Regions from separate parts of the Homo sapiens genome. Here regions 2 and 3 are each linked to region 1. The links are chromatin loops, found by intact Hi-C in ENCODE. Cell type or tissue: GM12878. All regions are shown on one strand.

Region 1 (8,000 bases):
CCTGTTGCTATCCCTCCCCTAGCCCCCGACCCCTCAACAGGCCCCAGTGTGTGATGTTCCCCTCCCTGTGTCCACGTGTTCTCATTGTTCAACTCCCACTTATGAGTGAGAACATGCGGTGTTTGGTTTTCTGTTCCTATGTTAGTTTGCTGAGAATGATGGTTTCCAGCTTCATCCATGTCCCTGAAAAGGACATGAACTCATCCTTTTTATGGCTGTATAGTATTCCATGGTGTATATGTGCCACATTTTCTTTATCCAGTCTATCATTGATGGGCATTTGGTTTGGTTCCAAGTCTTTGCTATTGTGAATAGTGCTGCAGTAAACATATGTGTGCATTTGTCTTTATAGTAGAATGATCCTTTGGGTATATACTCAGTAATGGGATTGCTGGGCCAAATGATATTTCTGGTTCTAGATCCTTGAGGAATCACCACACTGTCTTCCACAATGGCTGAACTAATTTACACTCCCACCAACAGTGTAAAAGTGTTCCTGTTTCTCCACATTCTCTCCAGCATCTGTTGTTTCCTGACTTTTTAATGAGAACTTATTGAATGTGAGAATGAGAAGAGAAATCAATGGCTCATGCACTGGCCTTTTTCTGTGTTGCAGGGATATTACTTTCACACTGAAAACCCCTTCAAGGACTGGCCTGGAGCATTTGAAGAAGGCTTAAAAAGGCTGAAGGAAGGGGATCTGCCAGTCACCATCCTGTTCATGGAAGCAGCAATTCTTCAGGACCCTGGAGATGCAGAGGTGTCATTCTCCCTTCATTCTGCCAGACTCAGAAAGGGCATGTGCTAACAAGGGACAGATAACACAGAACTCTGCTGGGTCAGCTTTTCATCAAGTAAAGGTTCCCAGAGGAGTTAACCTAGCTTAGTCTACTTGTTTAAAAGTTACAAATAAGTACCCGTTTTCTAACCAAATTTCTAATTGGCAGTGTTTACAGTGCCTATAAATAAAGATTGGGGGCAGGAAAAGAAAAATCAAAATTACCAACCTGAAGGCTTATCAGTAGTTTTCTTTTTTTGAGACAAGTCTTGCTCTGTCAACCAGGCTGGTGTGAAATGGCGCAATCTCTGCTCACTGCAACCTCCGCCTCCCAGGTTCAAGCGATTCCCCTGCCTCACCATCCCTAGTAGCTGAGATTACAGGTGCCTGTCACCACGCCCAGCTAATTTTTGTATTTCTAGTAGAGACAGAGTTTCACCATGTTGGTCAGGCTGGTCTCGAACTCCTGACCTCAAGTGATCCACCGGCCTTGGCCTCCCAAAGTGCTGGGATTACAGGCATGAGCCACCGCGCCCAGCGGTAGATTTCAAGGGACAGTATATAGCGGTAGTTTTCAAGGGACAGTATATAGTGATGTCTGGCTCTTGTGTCACACTGTACATCACCCTTGGTTTACTCACGCCACATTTATTGAACACATACTATGTTCCAAAAATTAGACCAGGTCCTGGCTTAAACTATTAAAAGCTGAGAAAACATATCAGGTGGAAAACATCTTTATGGTCTATCTGGGAAAACAAGTAAAAACATCAATGTAGTGTAATAAATGCAATGTCAGAGTGTGCACAGGATGCTGAGAGACTAGAAAGCATCCAGCCTTTCTGCACAAGTGAAGCCAGGGTGGGGGCAGGAATTAAAGGCAATAGGGGAGTCAAGTTTTTGTTACAAGAGAGCGCTATGTGGGTAGGCAGAGGGGCATGAAGCATCCTGTTAAGAGGAAGAGGGGAGGAGAGAATGGTAGAGGGAAGGCAAGAAGAGATAGGCAAGAATTTGAAATTCATCTGAAAGCCATGGGAAACCACTAGGGGCCTGTACTCAGGAGAGACATACCAACAGATTGCATGTTAGAAAAACCCCTTTCTCCGAGATGAGAAGAGTGATTAGAGACAGAGGCTGGGAGACCACCAAAAAGCTTCTGCAGTCCTAATCCCCTAGATTCCTAAACCTGTGAAGGCCTATCATAAGATAGTGTCAATATAATGGTTTCTTCTTTCATTTGTAATTTTCAGGAATCATCATATAAAGAATATTCCCAAGGGAATCTGCAGAAATTGTAGCGACCGGTATATATACTGGTGCTGAGAATGCAATGTAGAATAGTGGTTAAGCATCTAGGCTGTGCTATCCCAACTGCATAGGTTCAGATCCCTGTTCTACCTGTTAGCCATGGGACCTGGGGCAAATCAGTTAAACCCTCTAAGTTTCAGTTTCCTCATCTGTAACATGGAAATCCTAATAGTAACTATCTCATTGGGTGTTGCAAGGATTAAATTAGTGCACACAAATAAAGTGCTCAGCTCAGTGCCTGGCACATCAATATTTAGCCTTCATTTTTATTATTGGTTGTACTTTATGTAGGAAGAATGAGTAAACTGATCACTACTTAAATCTTGTAATATCTTGTTCAAAAGGCTTACAGTGAAATGGGGTTGAACTGAAAGCTGAAATTCTGAACCAAAATATTAGAATTTTTAAAAGATAGGCCAAGCGTGGTGCCTCATGCCTGTAATCTCAGCACTTTGGGAGGCTAAGGCGGGAGGATCAGTTCAAGCCAGGAGTTCGAGACCAGCTTGGCCAACGTGGGGAAACCCCGTCTCTAGTAAAAATACAAAAAAAAAAAAAAAATGGCCGGGCGCGGTGGCTCACGCCTGTAATCCCAGCACTTTGGGAGGCCGAGGCGGGTGGATCATGAGGTCAGGAGATCGAGACCATCCTGGCTAACAAGGTGAAACCCCGCCTCTACTAAAAATACAAAAAATTAGCCGGGCGCGGTGGCGGGCGCCTGTAGTCCCAGCTACTCGGGAGGCTGAGGCAGGAGAATGGCGTGAACCCGGGAGGCGGAGCTTGCAGTGAGCCGAGATTGCGCCACTGCAATCCGCAGTCCGGCCTGGGCTAAACAGCGGGACTCCGTCTCAAAAAAAAAAAAAAAAAAAAAAATTAGTTGAGTGGGATGGCTCATGCCTGTAATCCCAGCTACTCGGGAGGCTGAGGTGGGAGAATCACTTGAACCAGGAGGCGGAGGTTGCAGTGAGCCGAGATCGTGCCACTGCACTCCAGCCTCAGTGACAGAGCAAGACCCTGTCTCAAAAATAAATAAAATGAAAGATATATTCTCGTTGTAGAAGAGGAAATTATTACACTAATATGAAACTATAGGCCACCCCCTAAAAATAATAATGTCATCTTACATAAATGCTATGTATTTTACAAGGCGTTTTCAAATATATTACATTATTTGACACAACAGCCCTGGAAGATTTTTTTAAGGACATATTACGATCTCAGATTCATAAATAAGAAAATGAGGGCCTGTGGTAACTAACAAATTCCAGACAAGGACCCAGGGCTTCTGAACCTATGGAGACCTCAAAGTTAAAGTAATAACACTGCAGACAGTGAAAATGACACCATGGCCAAAGGCTAGAAAAACGTCCCCAGAGAAAGACTATTTCATCAATCTTTTCTTAAGAAGCATTCTAAGATATATGAAAGGTGAAATCAAAATAGAGGTTGCTGTCTGTATGTTTAAGAGATTTAAAAGAATCAAGGATATTTGGAGGGAGGAATAATCAGTATTTTTATGAGTTTATAAGGTATATGTAATTATAACCCATGAGAGGAAAAGCCAAAACCATTCAAATGGCACTTTAAGATAACTGTGCTTTCATAGAGTTTTGTTTTAAAACGGTATAATCTAAAATGATGTTTGGGGAGTGTGTAAGAGTCTTTGGGGAGTGTGTAACTCTCCCAGCCTTGGGAAGGAGAGTTACACACTCCCCAAACATTTTTAAACCTTAAGACCCTAATATACCTCCACCCCCAGCAAATTTGAAGACAATGTGTGTAATGAGAGGTTTCTGCTTGTGTGTATTACTCTTATAACAGTGTGAGAGTTATTGTTCTTATGAGTATACAGAGAAAAATTTGCTGTGTTAAAAACTTTAATTCTAGATATAAAAACATAAGCTATCTGCTTGAAGATGTTCTTCATATTATTTACAATAGCAAACAATTGCAACCAACTTAAAGCAATAAGGGAATTGTTGAGTAAATAATGGAATAGCCATTCAACAAAATCCAAATTAAAAATTACAAGGATTTTGTAAAAACATGAAAAAGGGCTTAAGGTACGATGAAATGTATAAATGTAGACTATAAAATTATGTCTACATTATGATTGTGTTATATGTTTTGTGCATTTTAACAGTGATTACCTTAGAGGAATGAACACATCATGGGAGATTTTGTTTGTTTTGCTTTTCCTAGTTCCTAAATCTCCTGTGAATTCTTCTAGTAAGTGACTTTCATTCATACAAGCTAAGTTAATATTGTACATCTTGAGATTCCTTATTGTAAATTTCATTTAGCTACATTTCTGGGTTATATTTCCACCCCTTTTCCTCACAATCGTATAATTTTATATATTTATCCTTTGGTTTTAAGATACCTAATATAACGAAATCTCAGAAATTCAGAGGTTTCCATCGCACTGGGTTATAGGAAAGGATAAATACTGAACGAATTTGGAAATAATGACAGAGGATCTTGAGCCAGGTGTCACAAGAGAGTTTGAATGAAGAAATGCATACAATATTTTTCCCTTTTATATAGCGCTCACATATGAGACAGCTTGCTCTGCATAGGGGATCCATCACAGGTCAACAAACCAACTGAAGCACATGAGTAATTCTGCTTCATCTTGCAATGTTAACATCAGTTGTCTTTCGTAGGCATGGCAGTTCCTCGGGATAACCCAGGCGGAGAATGAAAATGAACAAGCAGCTATTGTCGCCCTCCAGAGGTAAAGGAAGCTAAGTGCAAAATCATGGGCCTGGTGGATACTTGTTAATGAACTTCCTGTTTCAGATTTGTCTTTTGATCTTTACTGAAGTACAGTGTAAAGAATTTGTAAAGGATAAGTGCTGAGATACCGCATATCACTCACACTTAGCTCTGAAAAACAACTTAGAATGAAGTCATGTTCCTAACAATGTCTTACTATCTACAAATCAATGGACATTCACTGGCACCAGAGAAAGCCTGTGTTAAACCCAGTCATAAAGTAGACTCATTGAATAAATAGTTCCTTTTAACGTTTTAGCCTTCTGAAACATCTGAAAATATTCTTCAAAAAAAATAAGTGGAGTACTGACTAATGGTCTGGATGACGTTGGAGCAGGAGGGATGGGAACAGTGGGTGTGTGTAATATTACACCCTACTTGACTAGAGCTCCTATTTAAACCCTGGAAAAGTAGCCTCTGCCAAATAGACTTCCACTTTCCCTACCTTTTATTTTGAGTGCCTTTAATATAGTGCTATAGGAAGAGAATATATATGTGTGCGTATACATATGCACACACACACACACACACACACACACACATACATTCCATATGTTATATGTATGGTGTTTATATGAATGTACATACATAATGTATGTGTATAAATCCTATAGCTTTGGAATATCAGATTGTAAGAATTCTAGACTCTTGCAATTCTAGGGCTTTACAATCTTGGAATCCTAGATTTCAAGATTCTGTTGGTATTTGATGAAGTAACGGTGCCTGGGGTGTGGCCCTGCGTTCAGAGCCTTTTCCTACAGATGAGAGAATTGGGGATCAGGAAAGGTCAAGGTCACACAGAGAGTATGTAACAGAGACAGAACTTGAACCCTCATCTCCCAACTCCACATCTGGAGCTCTGAGTCAGTGGTTCTTAACCCTGTATACACATGCACATTAGAATCGTTTGGAGGGGAAAAATAATGCCCAAGCACAGCCCAGAGATGATCATTTAATTGATCAGGGCTGGGAACCAAGCAGCAATAGTTTTAAAACTCCCAGGTGTTTGTAATGTGCATCCAGAATTAAGAACCTCTCTACCCAGTGCTGATAATCTGGGAGATTAGGCCCACCACAGAGTGGTATTATGTCCTGCCTAGGGCTTGCTCCTCAGAGTCTTATCCAGAGACCTCATCATCACCTGAGAACTTGTCAAACCTGCACAATCCCAGGCCCACCCCAGTAGACCTACTGGATGAGAATGAAGATTTTATAAGACACCCCAGATGATTCACATGCACTTCAGTTTGAAAATCCCTTGCTAGAGGCCAGTGGAATAGAATGAGGGGGAGTAGCTTTAGCCTGTGTCTCCTGTAAACCCACATCAGTAGTTCTGAAAACACAGGAATTTCCCTCTCCTTTGCAAAAGACTGTAAAATCTTTCATATCTAGATGTCTACATTCAAGTCAGTTCTCTTTGGGGATAATAGATATTTAATATATTGGTAGTAGAGGCCAGGTGTGGTGGCTTACACCTGTAATCCCAGCATTTTGGGAGGCTGAGACAGGCGGGTCACTTGAGGTCAGGAGTTTGAGACCAGCCTGGCCAACATGGAAACCCTGTCTCTACTAAAAATACAAAATTAGCTGGGTGTGGTGGGCATCTGTAATCCCAGCTATTCGGACGCTGAGGCAGGAAAATCGCTTGAGTCCAGGTGGCAGAGGTTGCAGTGAGCCAAGATCACACCACTGCACTCCAGCTTCAGTGACAGAGTGAGACTCTGTCTAAAAAAAAAAAAAAAAAAAAAAAAAAAAAAGCAGCATTAAAATAATGATATCCCCTATTTCTCATGAGATCTCATTAGATTAAGCACTAATAAATCATGTGCAGGGATAAGCCACATAGTTTTAAAGCTACTTATTAAAATTACCAAACCTAGCAATCATTAGGGTAAGTTTTAACTTTCTTAAAAATATGCTGAGGTCTCCATTTTTATGTGGATAAATATGGTGCTTTCCAGGAACTTGACATAAGCAAGCTTACCAATGCTTTTGCAGTATTTAGTTAATAAAGACCCCCCACATTTTCTGAAGAACTGTTAGATTGTGGCTCAAAAAAAAATCTGAAATTGGCTTCTTTTTTTTTTTCAGGTGCTTAGAATTACAGCCCAACAACTTAAAAGCTTTGATGGCCTTGGCTGTGAGTTATACTAACACTGGCCATCAGCAGGATGCCTGTGACGCTCTGAAGAATTGGATTAAGCAAAATCCAAAGTACAAATACCTTGTGAAAAGCAAGAAGGGATCTCCAGGCCTCACCCGGCGGATGTCTAAGTCCCCAGTTGATAGGTATCCTTCTCGTTATATTACAGCTGGCAGTAAACACCCATATATACAATGAATCACCTAAAGGGCAACTAATGAGCCTCACACCCTAGACACCACCCACTCCAGAATGGTTTGCAGGACAGTATTCTGCTGGAGGAGCATCACTCGTTAGAAAGATTAATGCTTAGACCAGGGCCAACCTTCGGGCACATGATCTACATTGTGGGCACTCACAGACATTTATCTGAGTGCCACATTTTAAAGTCAAATGCTTTGGACACAGAATTCACCCAAGGTGAAGTATAATAAATACCAATGCTCCAAGTTTTATCCAGCCTGAGAATTAGGAATGGGGAAAATGAAAGTCTCGTCTTCTAGAAATTTTGTTTTCTTTTTTTTTTTTTTTTTTTTTTTTTTTGAGGCGGAATCTCACTCTGTCGCCCAGGCTGGAGTGCAGTGGCACAATCTCGGCTCACTGCAAGCTCCGCCTCCCGGGTTCACGCCATTCTCCTGCCTCAGCCTCCCGAGCAGCTGGGACTACAAGGGCCCGCCAACACGCCCGGCTAATTTTTTGTATTTTTAGTAGAGACGGGGTTTCACCTTAGCCAGGATGGTCTTGATTCCCTGACCTCGTGATCCGCCCGCCTCGGCCTCCCAAAGTGCTGGGATTACAGGCGTGAGCCACCACGCCCGGCCTAGAAATTTTGTTTTCTATCAGCAATAAATCCTTATGTTAAATCCTTATTCACTGAGGCCTTGGGAAACTTAGCTGTGGGGTTTTCCACATTGGCACTCATAGAGTCAACAGAACTCGCCTCGTGAAGACCTTACTTAGCACAGTCTGTATCCGTGTACAACAAAATAGTTCATG
Region 2 (8,000 bases), 520 kb before region 1:
ATGCATTAGGTATTTATCCTAGTGCTATCCCTCCCCTTACCTTCCCACTCTGCAGCAGGCCCTGGCGTGTGATGTTCCCCTTCCTGTGTCTGTATGTTCTCATTTTTCAACTCCCACTTATGAGTGAGAACATGCGGTGTTTGGTTTTCTGTTCCTGTGTTAGTTTGCTGAGAATGATGGTTTCTAGCTTCATCCATGTCCTTGCAAAGGACATGAACTCATTTTTTATAGCTGCATAGTATTCCATGGTGTATATGTGCCACATTTTCTTTATCCAGTATATCATTGATAGGCATTTGGGTTGGTTCCAAGTCTTTGCTATTGTAAACAGTGCTGCAATAAACGTGTGTGCATGTGTCTTTGTAGTAGAGTGATATATAATCCTTGAAATTAAGGCAGAAATACATAAGTTCTTTGAAACCAATGAGAACAAAGACACAACGTGCCAGAATCTGTGGGACACAGCTAAAGCAGTGTTTAGAGGGAAATTTATAGCCTTAAATTTATAACCCACATCAGAAAGTGGGAAAGATCTAAAATCGGCACCCTAACATCACAATTAAAAGAACTTTTCCTTCTCAATCTTCATCATAGTTTGCTGTTTCCCCCAGTACACAGTAGTTTCAAAAGGACAGAGATCAGTGTCTGTCCTGTCACCTCTTATTGCCCTCTGAACACATAAGCAGATATTAAAAAATGTTTGTTGAATAAATGAATTGTTCCTAATAGTTGATACAGGAACTCAGAATAAAAGAGAAATTATAAGAGTTCATTTCTTACCTTTATTGCTGCTCTGACTGTTCCACCCTTTTCCTTTCCTCTTCTGCAGGCAAAAGATATGTTTTAAATTTAGTTGAAAAGTATTTTTTAAGAAACATTTAATAAGCACCTACTGTGTATTTCCTGGGCACTGAAATACAGACAGAGATCATTCAGAGGATTAAGATCTGGTGCAAAAATATGTTGTCTAGGGACATAAGTAATCTTCTGAGGTTGCTGAAGGCCCCAGAAGGATTTGGGTAGATGTATTTCTACATTTGTCTGCTTAAAAGGTCATGTTTTTGTTTGACTAATGATCAGTACATTTTCATTTTCATTTTTAAAGATAGTTCTGTCAAGTTTGCTCTCTCTTCAGTGGCTAAGTGTAAAAATAAAACTTCTCACTTGAGTAGCCTATGAATTAGGTTATGCGTAGAAGTGCAAACCCATTACTGAAAGGACTACAGGGTAAATAAATGTAAATAATTTTCTTAAGGTGGGTCTTGAGCTATGTGACGTCTAATTTGTACCTTCCAAATGAAAACCACGTAGCCAATGATTAAATTAATTTTTTTCGTTATGTCTTACAAAAAAGTGAAGAGAAAACAAAGCAGTTTGAACAATGGTGAGAAGCTCTTCACAATGAATTTAGATGAAGTAGGAAAAAAATTGATATGACATGATTTCTGTCACATGCTTTTCTTTTCTCTATTGCTGCTGGACTCCAGGAGCACTGCAGCATCTTTCTTTATGCCCTAAATCAGATCATTGCTTGTTTCTGTTGAATTCTCAATATGCAGTTGAATAAAACTATGTTTGTAAGTCTCATTTTCTTCGTTACTAAAATGATGGTGCATTTTCAATATATTTGTTGAAGATTTAAAATTGTGTACAACAATGTTCTTACACTGTGCCTGATGCACACAGAGTATAAGTAAGTAATTTATAGTCATTATATGGATTCTTTATCTGCTGTCTGTGCACAGACAATTATTGAGTATTGTGTTTTATGAATGAGGTGAGATATTAATTAATGATTAGATACAGTCTGTGTCCCATATTAGGGCATGGCAGAGGCAGAATAAGAAAGGACAAACCTAAAATTACTCTTAGCAGTGAGGTAGAGAGAAGGCCATCCACAGCTGTTGAGGAGACACCAGAACGTGGCACCACAGTTCTCCAAAGTCCTCTGGAGAATGCAATGTATAAGGGATTCGATGTGGGTAAAACTTGGGATACAAAAGAGAGGGCAGAGCCTACAAACTCTGGGAATGGATGCTATGTTTAGAGCCAAGCCTGTAATTCAAGCCAGTCAGATCTTTCCACAGACACAAAAGTCAACAGTCATTGTACTAGGCCTCAAGACAAGACTCAGGTCCCTGGTAGAGATGGGCATGAAAAATGCAGGCCTTAGTCCTACACAGTCTGAGATCCTCAACATGTTCATTAAGAGTTTCAGCCAACAGAGAACAGGAGAGCTAGTTAGCAGAACTGGAATATAGAGAAGGGACTAAATCCTGAGAATTAAGTAGAAGATTTTTCTTCAAGGAGGGACCAAGACTGCAGTTAAAAAAGTGATAAGTATGATTGGGTGGTGACATAATACAAAGAATTGGGTTATAAAGACCCACATGAATCTGAGATTTTGCCTAGGAACAAGCTTTATTCATGATTTCAGGGATACAAATTATCATGAGTCATAGTGAAGCAGGAGAAATCTGGAATAGTCAGTGAACCTTACAAGGTTCTTTTCTTGCTGCATCAGGATGGGCTCAGGGCCCAGATTAATATATAAGATCTCTAATGAGTTATGCAATTAAGAAATTTATGGAGGAACAGCTGTTTGGATCATGAAACATCTCTACTTTATACTCAGTTACATACTTTATATGACATTTTCCGGGATCCCATGTCTGTAAATCCATAGATTCCAGGTATGCTTACCGTAAATAGTCTTATAGCAGGTATATCCTGCTATAGATGAGGACTGCTGTTAGCAAATACTCATTATTTTGTCTGCTATGAGGTATTATCCTTAGCTTATTTACATGGCTATTTGACCAGGTCAGCTTTTGTCCTTTTCCCCCTGGAGGTGTCCTGTAGATGGGAGAGAATGACTTGAAAATCTTCTATTTTAACTATTTACTTCCCAGATAGCAAGCCCCAGAGGGTTGGCATTGAGTTAAATTCCCTCCTTCCTGAAATTTGGATTAATTTTGGAAATTAAGAATAGAACTAGCAAGTGGAAGGAATACAGAACTGGGGAGATCTCAAGGGACTTACATGCTTGTCCTATACTCAATTATAAGCATACTTCCTATCATTAAGGTTTAAAAGAGATAAATAGATATATGATAGATAATAGATAAAAAATGCCTTGAGTATATGGAAAAAGGGAGGTCAAGTGAGTTGGTGTAACCAGAGCAGATTTTGCAGCCTTCTTTATTTTCCTCCTCTTTTAATTTGACCCTTTCTCTCAGACTATGATGTAATGAGAGTGGTGTCCGCAGTCCACTAATGGGTGAAGTTTTGTCCATAAAGTCAAGGCTCACCACCAAAGTCCAAAATAGAAGCATGAAAGGTAAAAGAGGAATTAACCACAAAAGAGGATATTAACAGGTAGGTGGTTTCTGGGTCTTGAACAATCTTGACTTAATTTGTCATTGATATATAGCTCATTGTCAAGCCTGGAGACCTTTCCTAGTAACATCTCACACCAGCTGAAGATAATTTTTAGAATGGCTCCTCAGTCATGGTTTCTCATGAACTATAAGACACTCAAACTAATGTAATCAAATTAATTTCCTTCTATGTTTATAACTGAGGTTTCCTTCCTGTCCTTTCTTTGCCTGTAATTAACAACTAAATAAGAACTGGAGATCCTGCAGTTCACCTTAATGAAAAAGGTGCGGAAAGGGAGGAAAGCTGGGCAAGAAAAAATTGATTATGTCATTAACTAACAATTATGCTATAAGCCTTTGCATCTTCCAGCATGATGGGCTTTGGTATCCTGTGCCAAAATACTGAACAGAATTTTTAAAAATAGGCCATCAGATATTTAGAGCTGATGATATTAAGGCTGGGGAAGTGTTCATGGGAGGATTATACAGCTTCTCTGAGTCTTTTGGTAAATAATGTGAGCAATGAATCATCCATTACTTTGCAACACTTCGTCTACTGTTGCCTTAAAGTATTAGTTAAATCTATGTTATTGTTTCCTACATTTCTTTGATTGTATTTGTCTTGCCAACTGCATTTTAAGTTTCTAGAGTACACAGATAATATAGGTGCTCAATACATGTTTCTTGATTTAATTCGAAGATCTAAGGGACCTTGGGAAAATACTCGAAAAATTAGTCTCTATGATATCCCATCTCTACTAAAGGACCTTTAAGAATCTGTAAAGACAGGTCAAATACAATTGTAAAAGATAATTTAAATTTCCTGTTGGTGGGTATTCATTATTTCCAGTTTCATTTTATGAGATTTTATAATAGTACAAAAATAACACTAGGCTTAAAGAGAAAGAAAGATAAAGAATGTCATATATCATTGAAAGAGAATTAAATTGTAATAAAAGTTCTTGAGTACAATTTGAAATACATTTTAAGAGAACGATTAAAAAATTTGCTGATCTTTTAATAGGTTTTAATTTTTTTATTCCTAATCTACTGTTGTAAATAGTACTAGGAAAATCTTAGGTACTTCCCTATATTACTAATACCACCTATATTCGTCAAGTTTCAGTTTGAAAAATAGATATGAATAAGTATGTCCACTGGGGTCTCATAGTGAATGATTCTCAGAAGTTTGTCCAGAGGCCTCTGCTAGCTTCCTGCATCTGCTCATGCTGCCACTAGAGACTACTGGCTTCTTCCCTTTCACCTTCCAAATAAGCCGTAGTGCTTCTCTTCATCAGAATTTTACTCAGATGGTTCAGGATTCTGGGAAACACAGTTCTGACTTTTCTGACTTTTTACTGTGATGTAGAGGCAGTGTGGAGAGGGGCTGGCAACAATGCCCAGTAGACCACAGATCACCTTGCACACTGTCTATTCATCATTCAAATGTTTTTGAAAGTAGTTGTAATACACAATTTTTATGTAAATATTTATCTGTTTGCCTCAAAGATACAATAAGCATCCTCTTCAGATAGAAAACAGGCACTTTTAGATACAGATTCAAGGAAATTCAAAATGACTTTGTCTCACAGTTGGGAGTAGCACTCTGGGGAAATATAACACTTTTTTTTTTTCTTTCTTTCCTTATCATCAAAGTCAGTGCTGACACTATGGAACACCTTCGCAGAGCACTCTTTGCTTTTTGCTTCATGCTCTGAGAGTTTCATGAACTATGGTGAACTATGTTTTATTATGTTTTGTTGTCACAAACAAGACTGCAGGACCATAATGTAAGGGCCAACTTTTTTACCTTTTCTTTGTTAGGAAAAAGTTTAAGAATGAGAGATGTAAATAGGCACTTACTTCAATTAGCAATGCCATTGTTGAGTCAAGGATGTTTAGAAAACAAAATTTATGGTTCATCTGTGAACTTTTTTTAACAGCATACTTATTATCATGGATATAATTATTTTTCGCTTTTAGAACTCTTTTAATATGCCAGGAAAATGTAATTTGTGTGTAATTTTAAAAATGATGCTCTGTATCGGGTATTAATATCCTTACTTTATAGATAAGGAAAATTGAGGTTAACATCACAGACAATAAGCGACATATCCTGGAAAAAAACCTACAGGGCTCCTGCTTTTAACCAACTGCATGAGCGTTTATAGTTAAGAGGAAATGTACAGAGAACTAGCCTAAACTGCATTTTTAATTTCAGTAAACTAAAAGCTAAAGAGCCAAAGTATCGTGCCTTTGGTTATACCGCTAACAGGAGAGTTGGAGGTATGACCCAGGTACAACAGCCAGGCTAGGATAAGCCAGGCTGCAGTAACAAACAGCCTGACATCTCGGTGGCTTTAATACAACAAAGGTTTGTTTGTTTCTTTATGAAGTCTAGTAGGGGTCAGGCAGTCCTACCCTATGGAACATGGGTATTTATTCTCCACCTGCTTTAAACTGCCTCAGATGGAAGTGATGCATTAGCTTCTACTGGAAAGAATTAACCAAATGATCTTGGGTGGGCACAGTGGCTCACACCTGTAATCCCAGCACTTTGGGAGGCTGAGGTGGGTGGATCACCTGAGGTCAGGAGTTCAAGATCAGCCTGGCCAACATGGTGAAACCCTGTCTCTACAAAAATTAGTGGGCATGGTGGCACACACCTGTAATCCCAGCTACTTTGGGAGGCTGAGGCATGAGAATTGCTTGAACCTGGGAGATGGAGGTTGCTGTGAGCCGAGACTGCACCATTGCACTCCAGCCTGGACGACAGAGTGAGACTCCATCTCAAAAAAAAAAAAATTCTTAACTATCAGGACAGCAGGGAAAATGTGGTCTTCTTCCTACAGATGTGAACACACAACATCGTCCCTGCCATAGCAGGAGTCCTGACACTGAGTCCCATGCTTGTATCATGACACTAGTCTGCTCTTCACTCCAGACGCTCTTCAGCTTTGATACTGGTTTGATAGTCAAGGTGTATTGTATATTTATATCTACAAAACTGCTCATTCTGGGTTTCTTCTTACTTTAAAAATATTAATTGGCTGCTTAAAATGGGAGTGAGTTTTTTGTTTTACACATTTCCACTTGACACAAAACAGATGCAACATTCAACCTAATAAGTTAATTTATTCAAAATAGTTGGGGGACTCATCAGGCCTCAGAAACAGCTGAGGTTTCAAATTTATTTTTTCTAGTTTCACAGTGCAAATGGGCATTGTACATATTTCATATCCCCACTTTCTCTTCAAAAATGTCACTCTATAGCTCTAGCTGCACAATCTTAGATGAAATATCTATGAAAATATGTCACTGTAACACAGATGAGAATTTGGCCAAGAATTGATATTCTTTATGTTACTCTGCAGAGAAAAACTATAACAAAAGTTGAACAATGTATTTAGTATATGACGTATGATGAATAGAAGACACATAATAATGCAAATAACTCATATATTGCATAACTAAAAATAACTAAAAATAAAAATTAACTCAAATATATATTGCATAATAACTAAAAATAAAAATAAAAAATCAGTGTCAGCCATGCTCTACACTGATACCCAAGGATCATAAAATATGGTTGGACAGTTAAATATCATGACACAATGGAGGCATTAAAGGGGTTAAGTCAGCAGGCTTGTGGTACTCCAACCCTTCACATTTTAAAGAAAACACTGTCCCTCAACTGGTTCCTGGAAGATAAACTCTGAGGCTTTGGACTATCTTGTCTGATAAGAGTGTCTTTATATACAGGAGACCTTGAACCACGCCAGAGAGTTTATGCTAACAATGAGATTTGTGATGAATATCTGTTTTTTTTTTTCTTTTTCTTTTTCCCAAGTGGCTGTTGAATTTATTTGCTTGATCAATAATGGTCCTGCCAAAAATTAGTTAACCAATGCTGAGACATTTGTAATGAAATACTAATTTTAAAAATCCATGACACCTTGATAGAAATTAGAGTTTATACAAACAAAAAAGGAACCTTCAATATTGCCAGCAGCTATAAAGTGAATGTACTGAGACTGACAGGGCAGCAAGAAGGCATTTGCACATTTATATCTGACACCTGACCATACTTTCAGTCACCAGAATATCTTCTCTCCAGATTTAAAAAAAAATGGTATGCTGATTTCTATAACAAAGATTTTTTTCGTAAAAAAATCAAACAATGGCCAGTGAGTCACAACAGTACAATAGGTAGAGGTTTAAAAACTACATCAAACAGGTGCTGAAAATAAATACTACCTAAGAGGAGGAGGAGAGGGCCTTCCTATGGGGTTTGTTTTCGTCCTCTTAAGTGCGTGTGGGGTTTGTCTTCCAAGCCATGAGCCTGGCCTGTCTTGCAGTGCTCTTCACTCAACAGGGTGTGACTGCAGCATGTTGCCTCCAGGGTCTGGCTTCTCAGAAGCCTCAAAGCATCCATCTCATCAGATGGACCAGAAACAAGAAAGTGGGGTGGGGTGAGTCACAGCTATCACTCAAACGAAAGAAAATTTTTTTTATTGCTCAGTCTTGTCAATTGGGAGTCCACCAGCAGATTCACTGAGACAATATGGGTAATTTCATACTTTTGTTTAAAAGCATATATATGGCTTATTCAGGCAAGGA
Region 3 (8,000 bases), 70 kb before region 1:
TTAAACAAGTTCACATACTATCAGATGAGGTTCATTCCTCTGATCCGTGAAACAAGAGCTGGCCCCTTCAAAACTCGAGAACTACCCCAGGAAAATACAGATAACCTTGTATGTCCAATTGCAGGTGAATCAGTGAGAATTGTATGCACTGCAAACTTCCTCTTCATGCTCCAATTCTCACTGATGGGAAAACTAAGTCACTTAGAAAGGATCCACCCTGAGAGAGCAATATAAGATTTGATTCAAAAGCTTCTTTTCAGCTTGATTGTTCTAACATATGGAAGAGAGACCTGTGAAATACTGTAGGAAAAAAATCAAAAGAATGTGTAATTTCTTGCAATCCCAATATCTACAATGTTGCCCTCTGTATTAGTCCTAGGGCTGCTGTGACAAAGTACCACCCACTGAGTTGATTCAACAATGGAAACTTACCATCTCAGTTCTGAGGGCTAGAAGCCCAAAATCATGCTTTCAGGTGGGCCATGCACCCCATGAACGTGCTTAGTGAGGATCTATTCCAGGCCTCTCTTCTAATTTCTGGTACTGCCTTGGTTTATGGCAGCATAACTCCAATATTCATGTGGTGTTTTCTCTGCATGTGTGCTTCCCAGTGTGCATGTCTGTCTCTGTGTCCAAATTTCCACCCCCCGCTTTTTTTTTTTTTTCTGAGACGGAGTCTCGCTCTGTCACCCAGGCTGGAGTGCAGTGGCACGATCTCGGCTCACTGCAACCTCCGCCTCCTGGGTTCAAGCGATTTTCTTGCATCAGCCTCCCAAGTAGCTGGGACTATAGGCACCTGCCACCACGACTGGCTGATTTTTTGTATCTTTAGTAGAGACAGGGTTTCACTGTGTTAGCCAGGATGGTCTCAATCTCCTGACCTTGTGATCTGCCCACTTTGGCCTCCCAAGGTGCTGGAATTACAGGCGTGAACCACCGCGCCTGGCCCAAATTTCCCCTTTTTATAAGGACACCAGTCCTATTAAAGTAGGGGCCCACCCTATTCTAATATGACCTCATGTTTAATTATATCTCGAATGAAACTGTTTCCAAATAAGGTAATATTCTGAGTACTCAGTGTTAGGACTTCTACATAGACCACTCAATCCATAATACTCTCCAACGTAGGGGGTCTGGAAAAATAGTGTTCTGAGACTGGGGATTTATTTTTTCCCACCTCCATTATTCAGTGCACCTGGTTCACACAGATTTTTATCCTGAAGAAAGACTCTTATTTGATAAGTGTTTTTAATATTAAGCGTATATCTCAAGGCAAAAATATTATATATTTTTAATTCGTAAGAAATCTAGTTTTTATATAAATCAATACAAAATAAAAAAAATTTAGGAAATATTTACCTCTTCTGGAGGTCGGTCAGTGATTTTTTTTCTCTATGAACCCTAAAAGAACGTATCTTTTGCCTCATAGAAGTTCTAAATTATAATTTTTTTCCACCCAGTTCTATTAGATTATCTGAAGAACAAAAGTTTTTGAGACTGCCAACTATTTAAATCATTCCTTGGACTATCCAAACTGCCAAATAATTAGAAGCTAAACAAACAAATGAATCAAAGCCTTATCAATAAAGTCAGCACCCTGCCTTAAGGTTTAGATAAAGTCTAGAGAGGACTGTGCAAGAACACAGGCTATGGAGAGATGAGACCTGTATCCTGTATTTGAATCCTGGTGTAAACACTGACATACCAGTTATATTAGTTTTCTATTGTCACCGTAACAATTACCACAAATCTAATGGCTTAAAACAACACAAATTTATTATCCTAAAATCAAGATGTCAATAGAACTACATTACTTCTGGAGGCTCCAGGACAGAATTCACTTCCTTGCTTTTTCCAGCTTCTAGAGGGCACCTACAATTTGGTGGCTTATGACTCCTTGCTCCATCTTCAAAAGCAGCAGCTCTCTCTCTCACATTGGTCTCCATGTCCTTCTCTGGCTCTGACCCCCCTAACTGCACTTTATAAGAGCTCTTGTGATTACATTGGGCCCACAGGGATCATCCAGATTAATCTTTCAGTCTCCAAATCCTTAATTACATCTGCAAAGTCCCTTTTGCCATGTGACATGTCAAGGTAACATATTTACAGGTTCTGGGGATTAGAATGTGGCCATATTAGAGGGGGGCGTTTTTCTACCACACCAGCTGTGTGATTTTGGACAAGTTACTTAATATTGCCAAGCCTCAAGTTTCTCATATGTAAAATTAGAATACCTTTTTCACAGAAATGTTATGTAGACTAAGTAAGGAAACACTCATAAGCACTTACCATATTGTATATTTTCAATAAATAGTTTTTGTAATCATTTCCAACCTCATATATCTACAGTTTGTGTCAAGCATGAATGCTTTCAGTAGAATCTTCTAGTAGCGATAAATATTTATTTGCATCATGACTATGCTTATAGTGCTGTTCCAAGAGCTGTAGATAAGCACTTCATCCAATACTTTATAGTTTTATCCTTATTTTAGTGGGCAGAGTTAAGGTTCAGAGAGACATTTTTTTTTGAGACGGAGTTTTGCTCTTGTTGCCCAAGCTGGAGTGCAATGGCATGATCTTGGCTCACCGCAACCTCCGCCTCCCAGGGTCAAGCAATTTCTCCTGCCTCAGCCTCCAGAGTAGCTGAGATTACAGGCATGTGCCACCACGCCCGGCTAATTTTGTATTTTTAGTAGAGACGGGGTTTCTCCATTTTGGTCAGGCTGGCCTTGAACTCCCGACCTCAGGTGATCCGCCTGCCTCAGCCTCCCAAAGTGCTGGGATTACAGGCATGAGCCACTGCACTCAGTCAAACTCAGACAGTCTTAACCACTGTCCTGTGCTGCCTTATTTTATGCACAATATTCACGGAACATCAGGACACCAAAATAGATTAGCTGAACTAAAGTGAAGAAGACAGGACAAAGTGCTACAAGGGTGACTGGCAAAACATAGCCTGCTCAGAAGCAACTGAGCTGGAAATCCCCCTGCTACAGCAAATAGAAGTGAAGTCAGCGACATCCTCTGGGCAGTGGGATCCCACAGCCTATGAAGCTGTGAGTGGTGACTGACATGTGGTCCATGAGAAAAGTCTGCATATGTGACAATAAGATTACACCCTGAAGGTATTTTATTAGATCTACACTATCACACGCATACACACACATGTGCATACACACACGCACACACTTTTCACGTTCATTGTAAGAGGAGATTATCCTTTGTTCCTTTGTGCTCCTTTTTTTTAGAGACAGGGTCTTACTCTGTCACCCAGGCTGGCTCAAACTTCTGGGCTAAAGCAGTCCTCCCACCTAGTCTCCCGAGTAGCTGAGACTACAGGTGATAGCCATCACTCCTGGCTAATTTTTTTTAATTTTTTTAATTGTTTTGTAGTGACTGAATCTTGTTATATTGCCTAGGCTGGTCTCAAACTCCTGGCTTCGAGCGATCCTCCTGCCTTGGCCTCCCAAAGCACTGGGATTACAAACATGAGCCAACACACCTCACCGGTTGGTGCTCTTAATTTAAGCACACAGATACTGAAACCCAAAACTTCATGTGCCTGAAGGATCTTTAAAATAGGATTTAAGAAATCAGCAGAGCAGACACCACCTACCATACCAGGGCTGTCTTTGTGTGGAGCAATAAGATTCTTACTTTTAAATCTTAGCTAAAGGACACACACATGCTAAAATGTGATTTGTCTTTCTCCAGAGAGTGAAAGGCTACACCCACCCTTCTCTCCTTTTGAAAACGTACTCTGCAGGGACTTTCCCAGCTTCAAAGCTGGCCATTCGACCTCCAAGCCACCTCCTTCATCAGCTGGGTAACCAATTAGGCTTTCTGTGTGTGCCAAGCATTTGTTTCACATTTGCAAGAAAAAGAACAAAGGGACAAAGAGCTCAGAACAAATACAGGAATTGCCCAGGACACTTTGGAGGGGGAAAGAACCTTACTGAGCCAAGTTTGAATTCACAGTTCACCCTTTTAGTAATTCATTTATTCTGAATGTGAGAAGAAGATATAGAATTAAATTAGTACTTGCCAGCTGTTATTCCATAACAAATGTACTTCCTATGTTCAAGTAGACAATTTTATAATTTGCTTCTAAAAGTCTAGGAGCAAGTGACTAACTCTTAATTGTTTGTACAATTAGTAAAAAGATGTATATGGCATTCTATATTATGCCATCAATTTCCTTTCCTCCATTATAAGGACATCACATTGGGCCTAGACTCCTTGCCAACATAATAGTGGTCTGGAAATTTCTATTTGACCATTCAGTGGATATAAAATGTGAGGCATTCTAGCCTATTTTGGCTGTCTGCCATGCTTACATTTTAGACATAAAGCCAGGCAGCTTAGTTCTGAATGTCACTTCTTTCCCTCCACGTTCAAGTACTTCCTAGCCCCAAAACATCCCTCGTATCTCAGGGCATCTTAGCATTGGGAAGTGGTTCCTATTGCCTCAGGAAGATTCTGTTGAGATAAGCTGACACTTTCAGGCCACTTTATGATAAATTTACTTCATAGGATCCTCTGTAGAACCAATATCTTTGTCTCATCTTCAGTTTTATTCCCAGTAGCATTTTCTCTTTCTGTCAGTGTATGGATCTGATTCTTGTCTCAAATAAAAAGGAGCAGTGAAAATAGGAGAACATCAACAACAACAACAAAAAGGATAGAAAAAATCACAAATTGGCTGTAAAAGAATGGAAATCACATTTATTGAGTACCTATTGTATGCCTGGCACTTTACATACATTAGATCATTTAATCCTCATCTTATCCCTAAAAGACAATTAATTCCCCATTTTCAAATGAGGAAACTGAAACTCAGAGAGATCAAGAAACTTACTTCAAGTCACACACTAAGCCGTGACAGAGCCAGATGTTTCCACTTCACCAACAACATCCAACCACTGTGACTTGGAATTGGAATCAGAAAGCAAGATTATTAAGAGTAAAGTTTGACACACCATCCTAAAGATCCCATAGGAATGGTTAACTCATGAAGCCCATGCACTACTAAAGAAATCCAGGTTGTGAGTTCAATGGAGCCCGGCCCCTGCCTTGAGTACAAGGGAGAAGCAGACAGAAGAGTATTGAGACATCAGCAAAAATCCATCCCCCACCTAGAGGAAAAGCTTGGAGATTAAAGAGGAGTGCTGCAGTCATTGTTGTAGACTGCCACAAAGGGTTAATGCAAGTGGTTTCTTTGTCTTTCTGTGGCTTTCCTACGTGAGCTGGGTGAAGAGATTCCAGGCCAGGGAGCCACCGATCTTGCTCAGAAGCTAGTCTCTCCAGTGCAGTGCCAGGGCCAGTGAAACAGCAGGGACTGGTGGAAAGGTAGAGCTGTAGGGACCTTCTCCAATTTGAATTTTCTATCTCTCACAATGAGCTAGTCAAACACTGGTTACGTGCACTGTAAAAGAAGGAAGAAGCTAAGGTTATAAAACTTGCTTTTTTAATTCTCATTTGCCTTATTTGCATTTGAACAAGTTATTATTTCTGCTTTCATTAGAGTATTTAATGCAATGTAATCAACCTGCTAGGAAGTAAAAGTGTAACAGTTTTATAGTTAGTTACATTGAAATTCAAATTTGCATACTAAACAGCAAAGGCATTAACATGTGTACCTATTCATCAACTATGGATTATAAAATACCTCTCTTGGGTGAACCCAAACAGGATGCCATTTTCTGATTGAACTGCTTAATTAAATAAAAGATGATTAACAGCATTGCTTTATACCCCATATACTTTATTGTTTAAAATTAAAACACAAAGACATTCAAAACCTTCACTAAATCTCTGAATATGGTAGATTGACTCCTCTCTGGGAAATTGCAATCTAAAATAACCTTCAGTATAAATAAAGCAAAGCAATAAAGTAAATAGCACCTGAACTCAGATTCAGTTTGATCATTTTAATTTCATTCAAAGCTTCATCATTGCTGAGGCTGGTCTAAGTCCTTTCTTACCAATTTGTGCCATACCAACTATAAGAATAACATGCAGCAAACATCCCAGTCTAACAAGCTGTCTCTATAAATCAATGATGAGCTAACGTAATTTTATTCTAACCTATCCTACAAACATAAAATCTTTCTGTACCCAACTGAAACCTATTTTAAATAATTTCAGAGTAGTAAATGGGCTTATCTTAACCTCTTCCATTTCTGGTAGTATTGACCACTGGCTTAGATCTCCTCGACCTGAGTGAACCAGTCTCTCAAACCCAAACCAAAGCCAAGAAGTCAGAGCCCTCATCAAAAACCTCATCCCTCAAGAAAAAGGCCGATGGATCTGACCTCATCAGCACGGATGCTGAGCAGAGAGGCCAGCCTCTCAGAGTCCCGGAGACTTCATCCTTAGATCTAGGTAAGGCAATCGCTTGCGGCTATGGATGCTCAACCTTGCTCTGCTGATGTGGATACAAGAGGAAATTTCCACCAATGGCATTAAACAGAGAACAAAGGAGTAGAAAAGGCATTCCATGGTGGAAACTGGACAGGACATAGCTTCTTTTGAGCTTGAACTGTACAGCAATTGGGGAGCTCAACTTTGCATAACTGATTGATTCATTTATTTATTCGACCCACAAATATTGAGTTATAGATAGGTGCTGGGTGCCAGGTTAGGCACTAAAGTTACAAATAAAGATAAAATGTGCATCTTGCTCTGTAGGAGCACTCAGTCCAGGATGAGAAAGAGGGACTTGTGAGTAACGAACTCTAATGCAAGGCCCAGGGGCAGCCAGATGAAACAGTATGTCACAAACGTGTTTGGGAATACATGCCATACAATAATAACAGCTACCATTTGATGGTGGGTTACAATGCCTAGGAACCACAGTACATTACTTACATATATTATCTCATTAAATTATCACAACTCTTTGAAACATCTGAGGAACCAAGTTTCAAAATTTAAGCAATTTGCCCAAGATCTCACAGTTTATAAGAAGAACAGTTGAAATTTGAGCCTAGTTCTAGTCAACCTCAAAGCCCATATGTTTTCCACTGTATTCTACCTCCTCTGAGAAAGGACAGCTTAATTCTCAGCTCCTGGAATCAGACACATTAAGCTCTCCTTTCTCAAGAGAAAGAACAGTGACAGGTATCTTAGAAAGCCAAGAGGAACATGAATCTTCCCTGGCTGTGACTGACTGCTGTGTGTGTATGTATATGTGTGGGGAGGTGAATATTGTATATACATTCATAAGGAGATCATATTCATAGCTTATCCATAAGGCTGTGAGGAATAAATGGGAATATATGAAATCACTTATTATTATGATATGTACATGTTAAATGGTCATGAATTAATTTATTCATTTGTTCAGCAAACATTTCTCTGAGTATCTACCATATTCCCAGCACAAACTATGTGCTAGGAATACAAAGATAAATAATATAAGCTCTCTGTGCCTTAGCAAATTTACAGTCTAGTAGGGAGATAGAAAAATGATTAAATGATTATAATAAAATATTAACTATATGTAGCAATGAAAGAAAACCCACATCAGTTACTACATGAGCCTCCACATCATGCCATTGCTCCAGCCAGTGGGAGAAGGTGTCTTACAAGAGGTACTATGTGAGCTGAGGTTTGAGGAATGCATAGGAATTTGCCAGATTCAAGATAGATCAGGAGAAAGGTGGGGAGAACAGAGCAGGGTATCCCTGGTGCAGAAAGGAAAGGTATTCACACACAAATAGATAAACATGGAAAGATGTCTTTTTAAGTAAATATACGTATTTCAGTAGTACTCAAGGATGGTAGAATAGTGAGAGAAAAAGACTGAAAATCACTAGTGGTGAGATCATAGGAATCCTTGGATGTCATGCACTGAAGACTGGGGGAGGAGAGATGATGTTTGAAGGGTTCTGCTAAGAGGAATGACAGCAACAGTTCCTATTTTAGAAAAATCCTTCTCTGGTGGATTTATTGAGAAAGGAATAGAGGCAAGGAGACCAGTACAGAGATCCAATAGT

Evidence for each region. Hi-C counts contacts between places; a loop is a spot of excess contacts. Peaks named below come from ENCODE experiments on the same cell type or tissue, not always from the same donor. Only the 100,000 strongest peaks of a DNase experiment are listed, where the experiment ranks them.
Region 2: it touches region 1 in a loop (6-fold over the local background); 2 of 110 quality-filtered maps call a loop at or near these places.
Region 3: a loop joins it to region 1, with 4 times the contacts of the local background. A loop is called at or near these places in 2 of 110 quality-filtered maps.

What each region holds. Positions count from the first base shown.
Region 1 is chr3:179,808,621-179,816,620 of GRCh38, reverse strand. It overlaps PEX5L (peroxisomal biogenesis factor 5 like), which reads left to right. Exons shown (of 15, transcript NM_016559.3): 10 at 617-760; 11 at 4,750-4,820; 12 at 6,953-7,150. Among named protein-coding and RNA genes, the nearest start is that of PEX5L-AS2, 86 kb to the left of the region's middle. RefSeq lists an enhancer at 4,960-5,009. In GM12878, a CTCF peak has its summit at 4,819 (motif pointing left); a DNase peak (open chromatin) is centred at 4,790.
Region 2 is chr3:180,325,944-180,333,943 of GRCh38, reverse strand. No RefSeq gene overlaps it. Among named protein-coding and RNA genes, the nearest start is that of LINC02053, 84 kb to the left of the region's middle. RefSeq lists an enhancer at 4,619-4,678. In GM12878, a CTCF peak has its summit at 4,603; DNase peaks (open chromatin) are centred at 1,093, 3,320 and 4,593; H3K27ac peaks cover 3,127 bases.
Region 3 is chr3:179,878,313-179,886,312 of GRCh38, reverse strand. PEX5L (peroxisomal biogenesis factor 5 like) reads left to right here. Exons shown (of 15, transcript NM_016559.3): 5 at 6,190-6,384. Among named protein-coding and RNA genes, the nearest start is that of PEX5L-AS2, 16 kb to the left of the region's middle. RefSeq lists an enhancer at 3,045-3,104. In GM12878, a CTCF peak has its summit at 3,028; DNase peaks (open chromatin) are centred at 102, 2,952 and 3,812; H3K27ac peaks cover 1,588 bases.